Regions from separate parts of the Mus musculus genome. Here region 1 is linked to region 2. The links are chromatin loops, found by intact Hi-C in ENCODE. Cell type or tissue: left cerebral cortex. All regions are shown on one strand. Each heading gives the region's core, and the rest is flanking DNA. Links, peaks and the distances in the headings are about the cores only.

Region 1 (4,671 bases), core at 1,328-3,827, 430 kb before region 2:
CCGCTATATCAAGCTCAACAGACACAGGAAAATATACCTTAGTGAATACAGAACAAATACCTGGAACGCATAAACTGGTAGCAAGAACAAACAACCCAACAAACAACCCACCCAGCAGAAGGCCTAGACTGAAAGACAACCTGAGTTCAGGCCCCAGAACCAGCATAAAGTCAGGAAGAGAGACTACTCCACAGAGCTGCCCTCTGACCTCCACCCTCATGCTGCCCTCTGACCTCCACCCTCATGCTGCCCTCTGACCTCCACCCTCATGCTGCCCTCTGACCTCCACCCTTATGCTGCCCTCTGACCTCCACCCTTATGCTGCCCTCCGACCTCCACCCTCATGCTGCCCTCTGACCTCCACCCTCATGCTGCCCTCCGACCTCCACCCTTATGCTGCCCTCTGACCTCCACCATCATGCCACAGCGTGTACACCCACACACATAACCTGCACACACAGCAAGGTGAATAACCACAGGGACTTTTATGAAAACGCAAGTCTTTAAAGAGGAGGAGAAATAAAGAGGAAGAAGCAAGTTTGGAAGCCCTTGAAAATGCTCCAAAGTTGATCACTTTTTTTTCTCATAAAGACCAGTAAATGCTATTGGAACACAAAAAGAATCATGTTTAGACATACAGTCAATCTGAAAACAAAAATAAAGTACAAGTCTTTTTATTTTATATTTTTGAGACAAAGTTTCTCTGTATAGTCCTAGCTGTCCTGGGATTCACTCTGTAGACCAGGCTGGCTTCAAATTCAAAGATCTGCCTGCTTCTGCCTCCCAACTGCTAGGATTAAAGGTGTGCACCATCTCGTCCAGCTTAAGAATAAGTCTTAAAGAGAGAAAAAACAGTACACTGGACAGGGAAACTGTACTTTACAAGCCCTGCCTTCTAGTTAGACACAACAGACTAAAGCAACACTGAAATAAAAGAATATGTCCACTCAGCACTATACAGCCAGCAAAGATTTCCTTCAGGTGAGTGTGAAAAAGACATCTCAGAATAAGGACAAGAGGATCTGTAGTCACATACCCATGCAGTAAACAACAAATCTGTCACAAGGATGCAGGACGTGATGTGGGACATGTACACCTGTAATCCTGTGACGACAGACAGAGGCCAAAGGATACTGATTCAAGACCAGCTCAAGGAAGGCCATGAGAATGTCAAATGCTCAGAGCGTGACTCAGACGAAATGAAGAGTAGAGAAGGTACGTGATTTGACTATAATGGCCTAAGTCACAAAAGCTCAGACAAGCCATTTTCTTTAAAAATGTAAATGTCACAAACAAACTGAAGAGTTCCTCTGCATCAAGGGAGACACACTAGTAGAACACAGGTGACTGGCCATGGGCCTTTGGTGCTTCACCCCACTTCAAAGTGAGTAAGGATGAAAACATTGAGTGCATGCTGCTCTTGCACTCAGTCTCCAGTACCCACGCCAGGATCACAACTGACTAACTCCAGCACCAGAGGCACTCAATGCCCCTGGCCTCTGCAGACACCTGCATCTACACACAGTACCCACTTGTGGACACATAAGTGTAATTTAAAGTAAGATTTTTTTTTTAAAATAAGGAAGTCAATGCTAGGGACTGGAGAGATGGCTCAGAGGTTGAGAGCACTGACTGCTCTTCCAAAGGTCCTGAGTTCAATTCCCAGCAACCACATGGTGGCTCACAGCCGTCTCTAATGGGATCCGGAAGTCCTCTTCTGATGCGTCTTAAGACAGCTACGTGTACTCATTTACATAAAATAAATAAATCTTAAAAAAAAAACCCAGTTAATGCTAAACTTCCTAATTCTGATAAATATCCTAAGAAAGTCCTAACAGTGGGGGACACGCACTGAACTGTGGAGGAGGGCACCACCACGCTTGAAAAAGCAACTGGGCAAGCTGGTAACAGAACAGACGTCTCATCTGTGGGCATTCTTCGTAGTATTCTTGAAGCTTACTGTAAGTCTGAAATCACCTCAATGTAATTTACAAGTGCTTTCTGTGCTCTCATGTGCCGACCCTCACCCCGCCCACCTTACCCATCTGGCACTGGTACATGTTCCGAGGACTCTGGTTGTGATCCGAGAAGGGGATGAAGTTGGCGATCACGCTCAGCAGGCTGTGAGGGAAGAGCTCCTGGTGTGTGGAGATGCCACCAAACACCTCGTCCTCAAAGATGGCGACGTTCATGAAGAGCTGGAGCAGAGGGAGGGCAGGAAGAGAGGCACGGAACAACTGTGGTGGTCTTGCTGCTTCCCAGAGGCTGGCCCTCGAGGCTGCACAGTGCTTACATCACCCAGACCAGGAACGACCTCTGCCAGAAGCATGGGGAACATCCAGACAAATGTCCCACTCGCTGCTATTAAGGTGCTGGAGTCGGAACCCAGAGCCTGTGAATGCCAGGCACTCCGCCACTGAGCTATCTCCCGAACGCTTTCCCCTAAGACACTCATCCCGCATCTACCCTGTCCAATGTGAGGGGCCAGAGAGGAGGATAAATGTTCATTTATTTTGGATAGGATTTCTCTGAGTAGCCCTCCCTGGTGGCTCTGCCTCCCCGGTGCTGGGATTAAAGTGCACCGTGATACCCAGTTTCTTTTGTTTTAAAGTAGGCACAAGGGCTGGAGAGATGGCTCAGCGATTAAGAGCACTGACCGCTCTTCCTGAAGTCTTAAGTTCAATTCCCAGCAACCACATGGTGGCTCACAACCATCTGTAATGGGATCAGATGCCCTCTTCTGGTGCGTCTGAAGACAGCAACTGTGAATTCACACACATTAAATAAATAAACAAACAAACAAATAAATAAATATTTTTTAAAAAATAGGCACAAATCTATTTGTCAATGGCAAAGATGCAGGTGACAACTGAGACCTGAGTTAACGGGATGCCTTGGTCTCACCAACTGTGACAGAGCCAAGTGAAAAAGAACCGTGAACGCTGGGCAGCATGAAGGGCAGTCATGCGAACACCACGCCTCCCGCAGGTTCCTGGAAGCGTGGCAAGACAGCAAGACTACTTAGAGCCGGGCAAAGAGAGCCTGGAAAGTCAGTCTGACCTCCTAGCAAACGCTTTAAAACGCGATACCGAGCCTCTGAAAGCTGTTCTCCATAAGCAACACTGCAGCTGGTCCCTACCTGTTCCATGGTTCCAATGAGCTCTTCTCTGCCCAGTTCCAAGTTCTGCACAGGCCTCACCAGCCTGCAGGGAGTGGTAAAGAGGAACAGACCTGGGTACAGACTTGGTTTTCCTGTCATGGGAATCAGGGCCACCTCCATCCAGGGAGGAATTCTTTTTTCTCTCAACACCTGGTTTAACAAAACAGAGTTTAGTGAAGAATAAATGTATGTCTTATCTCAGCTTCCCTGTCACGAGAAGCCAGGCAGAACAGGAAAGAAAAAGATCTAAGAGATGACGTCATTGGGTAATAAACCTAGCACTCCAGAGCCACAGTTGTCCATCCCAGTCTCAGCCACAGACGAGGCCACTCAGCCCTCGCGAAATGGCAAAGGAGTGTTTTCAAAAAGGCAAGTTATTCTCCTGTTTGAAACATGAGTTAATAAATTTCCTTCCAAACAATTACACGAAAAGAATCCTATATTTGGAAATGAACAAACAAGCAACAGGGATGCAGAAAGGGCTACACAGCTAAGAATACATACAGTAGGCACTGTATTCACAAGTGCATACCAAAATGCAGACATGCACATACACACACACATATATTTTTAAAATCACAAAGCACACACACACATACAACATCAACAACAAACCCAAAACAGGGCTGGAGAAATGGCTCGGTGGTTAAGAGCACTTACTGGTCTCACAGAGGACCAAGTTTCAGTTCCCAGCACCCATGACAGGTGGCTTATAACTGCCAAGAGCTCTCCCAGAGATGCAGCGCACTCCTCTGGCCTTCACAGACAATGCATGCATGCATAAAAAACAAATCTTAAAATTATTTTTAAAATTCTTAAGTAAAGGGAGAAATACAAACCAAAACAATAATTTGAAAAAGATTCTAAAAACTATATATGCTTAAGGGATCCACATCTCAGCACATTATCAGTGAAGACGAATGGAGACTGCGCAGAGGGAGGAAATGACATTAAAAGGCGACATTCTAGCCCTGGCAGCACTGAGTCCTGAGACCAGCCATGCTGTCTTCAACCTCAGTTAACACAGCCACATCACATCTCTGATGTCTGGGAAGAGGATAAAGCTCACCACAGACACCAAAGAAAGCTCAAGAAAGAGAAAAGAATGAAACACAAATTGATAATTATAGTTGTCCCTGTCTCGGCCTTTCATTGCTTGGGATTAAGCTACCATGTCTAGACCAGACTGAATTCTTTGATTGGTTAATTGTTTTAGATTTACTCATTTACTTAATACGTATGAAAGGTTGCCTGCAAATGTCTATATGTTGTGTCTGGTGCCCATGGAGTTCAAAGGAAGGAGTGAAATCCCCTGAAACCCGAGCTAGACAGTTGTGGACAACCACAGGGTGCTGGGAATTGAACCCAGATCCTGTGGAAGAGCAGCCAGTGCTTTAAACCACTGAGACATCTCTCCAAGCCTTGAATTCTAATGGATTCAGTGTTTGCATGTGTACAGGTCCATGAGAGCCAAAGTGAGAGAGCAGCGGAGGAGTCTGGGAAGCCAGCTC
Region 2 (2,500 bases), core at 1-2,500:
TTCCCTGATCTCTAAAAATACAGCTGGAAAGAAGCTCTTTGTTCTCTATAGCCAGCAAAAAGCCATTTTGTTTCTATACCTTACAACCAGAGATGCGATAATTGTAATTTTACCAAGGACACCCGGCAGAGAAGAGCTGTAGCCCAACTCCTCCCAATTCCTCAATATCTACAATAAAAACCTCCTCAACCATATCTAGGAGTGGTCACGTCCTTGTTTTCATTCACCGACCAGTTTGTTCCCTATCGGTTTGGGTTTCTAAGTACGGCCTCTTCAGAAGGCAATCCCCATCTCCCTCATCCTAGGCTGGCAGTGGCAGAAGATATCATAGACTCAAGGAGAATGACAATGGCTTGGTTGCTCAGAACACAGTGGAGAGTGGGGTATCCTAGTCCAAGTGACTCCTGGTAGGGTTGATGGGGTTGTAGACAAACTGTGTGATGGGGCAAGAGGTAGAGGGTAGAGAATGGAAGCAGTGAGATTGACAGGCCACTTACGTGTGCTCCTTGTTGGGTTTTCTTCTGTTTGTTCTTCCAGATAGCCTAGTGTGTGATAGAAAGGCCTTTGTAGGATAGGGAGGTTTTGCGGGGAGGAATCAAGAGGTCGGAGCAGAGCATGTGGAATATGTGTTAATTTGACTGTTTTTGATTATCCAGGCAAGCGAATTTCAGCTAAGCAGGCATTCCGCTCACCAAGTTCTAAGAGCAAGCCTTCCTGTTGCAGTGCAGCTTCAAGCTCTGAAGGATGGCGTTCCAAGAAAAGGGATGAGAATGAACTAAAATAAATGTGTATCACAATAGACAATTACAGTGAAGTTATCAAATTCCAACAAACTGAATTTTGGAGCAAAGAAATGGACTGGAACTCTTTATTCTTTAGGCTATGATAGGCCTCACCATTTTTTTTTTTTTTTTTTTTTTTTTCTTAGCGATGACGAACAGTTAACGGACTAAAGCCCATCTTGGGTGGGGGTGTGTGATTTCCGGGTAGAGAATTTTCCATGCAATCCTGAGAAAATGAGTGGTCTCCCTTCCGCTCCCATTCATCAGCCAGGAGGCACACATCCCCTTTTGAGATGAGAAGGAAACTCAACCAGCTGGGAAAAAAAATTACCTAACTTAGCTCAATTGAGAAGGTAGTTCAGGATCTTAGAGATTTGGTTTGTTAAAGAGGTAACGTCGTTAAGTGACCGCCTTCGCTATAGGCACTTGCACAGACACCTTTTTCAACTGCGCAGGCGCTAGGTCCTCTCCGCTGCCGCGCGTCCCCAGCCTGGCTCTGCCCTGGCGCGAGGCAGGTCGGGAAATCCAAGATGGCTCCAGCCATTTGAGTTGTTCGCAAGTCTTTGGTGTCCCGCTGCCGCCCATTCTTCCTCCGGCATCCGGGAGGGAAAAGGGATGAGAAACTGGGGCGGTGAGGAGTCATCGTGACGGTCCTGTCGCTGCTCTCGGGCCTTCGCGGCCCTTGTGCCTCCGGGGAGCAGCCGGGGCTCGCAAGCGCCTGACGCGTCCCGAGTTATTCAGGTGCGGGCCGGGCCGGGTCGGGCCGGGCCGGGTCGCGCATCGCTGCGACTTGGTGTTGGAATTTCGCTGCACCGGGTGCCCCAAGGGCTGAGCGCCCCGGGGCTGGCCTTGAGCTCCTGCTGGGGTGAGAGGAACCCCAGTATCAGACTGGGCTTTCCGGGTTGGCCCGACGCGCCATGAGCCGATGCTCCGGCCGCTACGCCGTGGCGCGGTTCACTCAAAAGCACGGAAAGCCTGTTTTTGTAGAGACCCAGCTCAGGGTCCCGCTGTTTGCATATGTTCCTAGTAACCAGTAATGACAGTTTTATTTCTAGCATGTCAACTCAATGCTTTTATGTGGCCTGTAACGAATAACACGTTTAACAACTTTTGGAGAACTGTAAAAGTATTAAGTATGATGTCTTTGGGTTAAAAGGCATCTAACTGAGAAAATGATGCTATAAAAAGTTATCCTGTAGGTTCGTTTTAAGCTAAAAGGGAATGACATTGCATGTTTGCATGAGGAAACGTCGGGTAAAGTTGCAAGTTCTTTAATGTTGACTGCTTTGTTGAATAGAATTTGGAAAGGCCAGCCACATTTTGATAAGCCCCTACTTTTCATAAGGCATATGTGTTTTTCAAGTTCTGTTCTCAATATTGATTTTATTTCTAGGAGGTGAAAAAGAAACTTGGGCCTGTTTTTTGGCGTAATCATTTCAGGAATGACGTTTAAGTCACAGCAAGGAAGATTTTGTAGCTATAGAGGGCTTCGTATAAACTAGAGGCTTTCAGATTGTTAAAAAAAATGATGCCAACAAGACTTTAGATGAGAGCTTCAAGTCAAATTTAGTTAGCAGTTGTTATTCTTAAGTGCCATTTCAAACACTGAGGGTTATAGTGCTGCTAACAAATGCTGTTGTAGAGGTTTCCTCAGAGACAAAAAGGCACATACTATGCCACAGAATGTTTGAATGTTAGTTATCTTTACATGCCGTGTG

What was found. Hi-C counts contacts between places; a loop is a spot of excess contacts. Peaks named below come from ENCODE experiments on the same cell type or tissue, not always from the same donor. Only the 100,000 strongest peaks of a DNase experiment are listed, where the experiment ranks them.
Region 1: a loop joins it to region 2, with 3.0 times the contacts of the local background. A loop is called at or near these places in 3 of 42 quality-filtered maps.

The regions. Positions count from the first base shown.
Region 1 is chr2:129,116,567-129,121,237 of GRCm38, reverse strand. Polr1b (polymerase (RNA) I polypeptide B) reads right to left here. Exons shown (of 15, transcript NM_009086.2): 11 at 3,140-3,310; 12 at 2,042-2,198. Among named protein-coding and RNA genes, the nearest start is that of Chchd5, 11 kb to the left of the region's middle. In left cerebral cortex, for the core only: a CTCF peak has its summit at 2,733 (motif pointing left); no DNase peak of the experiment used is centred there.
Region 2 is chr2:128,686,176-128,688,675 of GRCm38, reverse strand. It overlaps Anapc1 (anaphase promoting complex subunit 1), which reads left to right and starts at 1,281. Exons shown (of 48, transcript NM_008569.2): 1 at 1,281-1,523. It overlaps Gm39931 (a long non-coding RNA gene), which reads left to right. Exons shown (of 5, transcript XR_001783466.2): 5 at 657-859. In left cerebral cortex, for the core only: no CTCF peak of the experiment used is centred there; a DNase peak (open chromatin) is centred at 1,251; H3K4me3 peaks cover 1,536 bases; H3K27ac peaks cover 1,261 bases.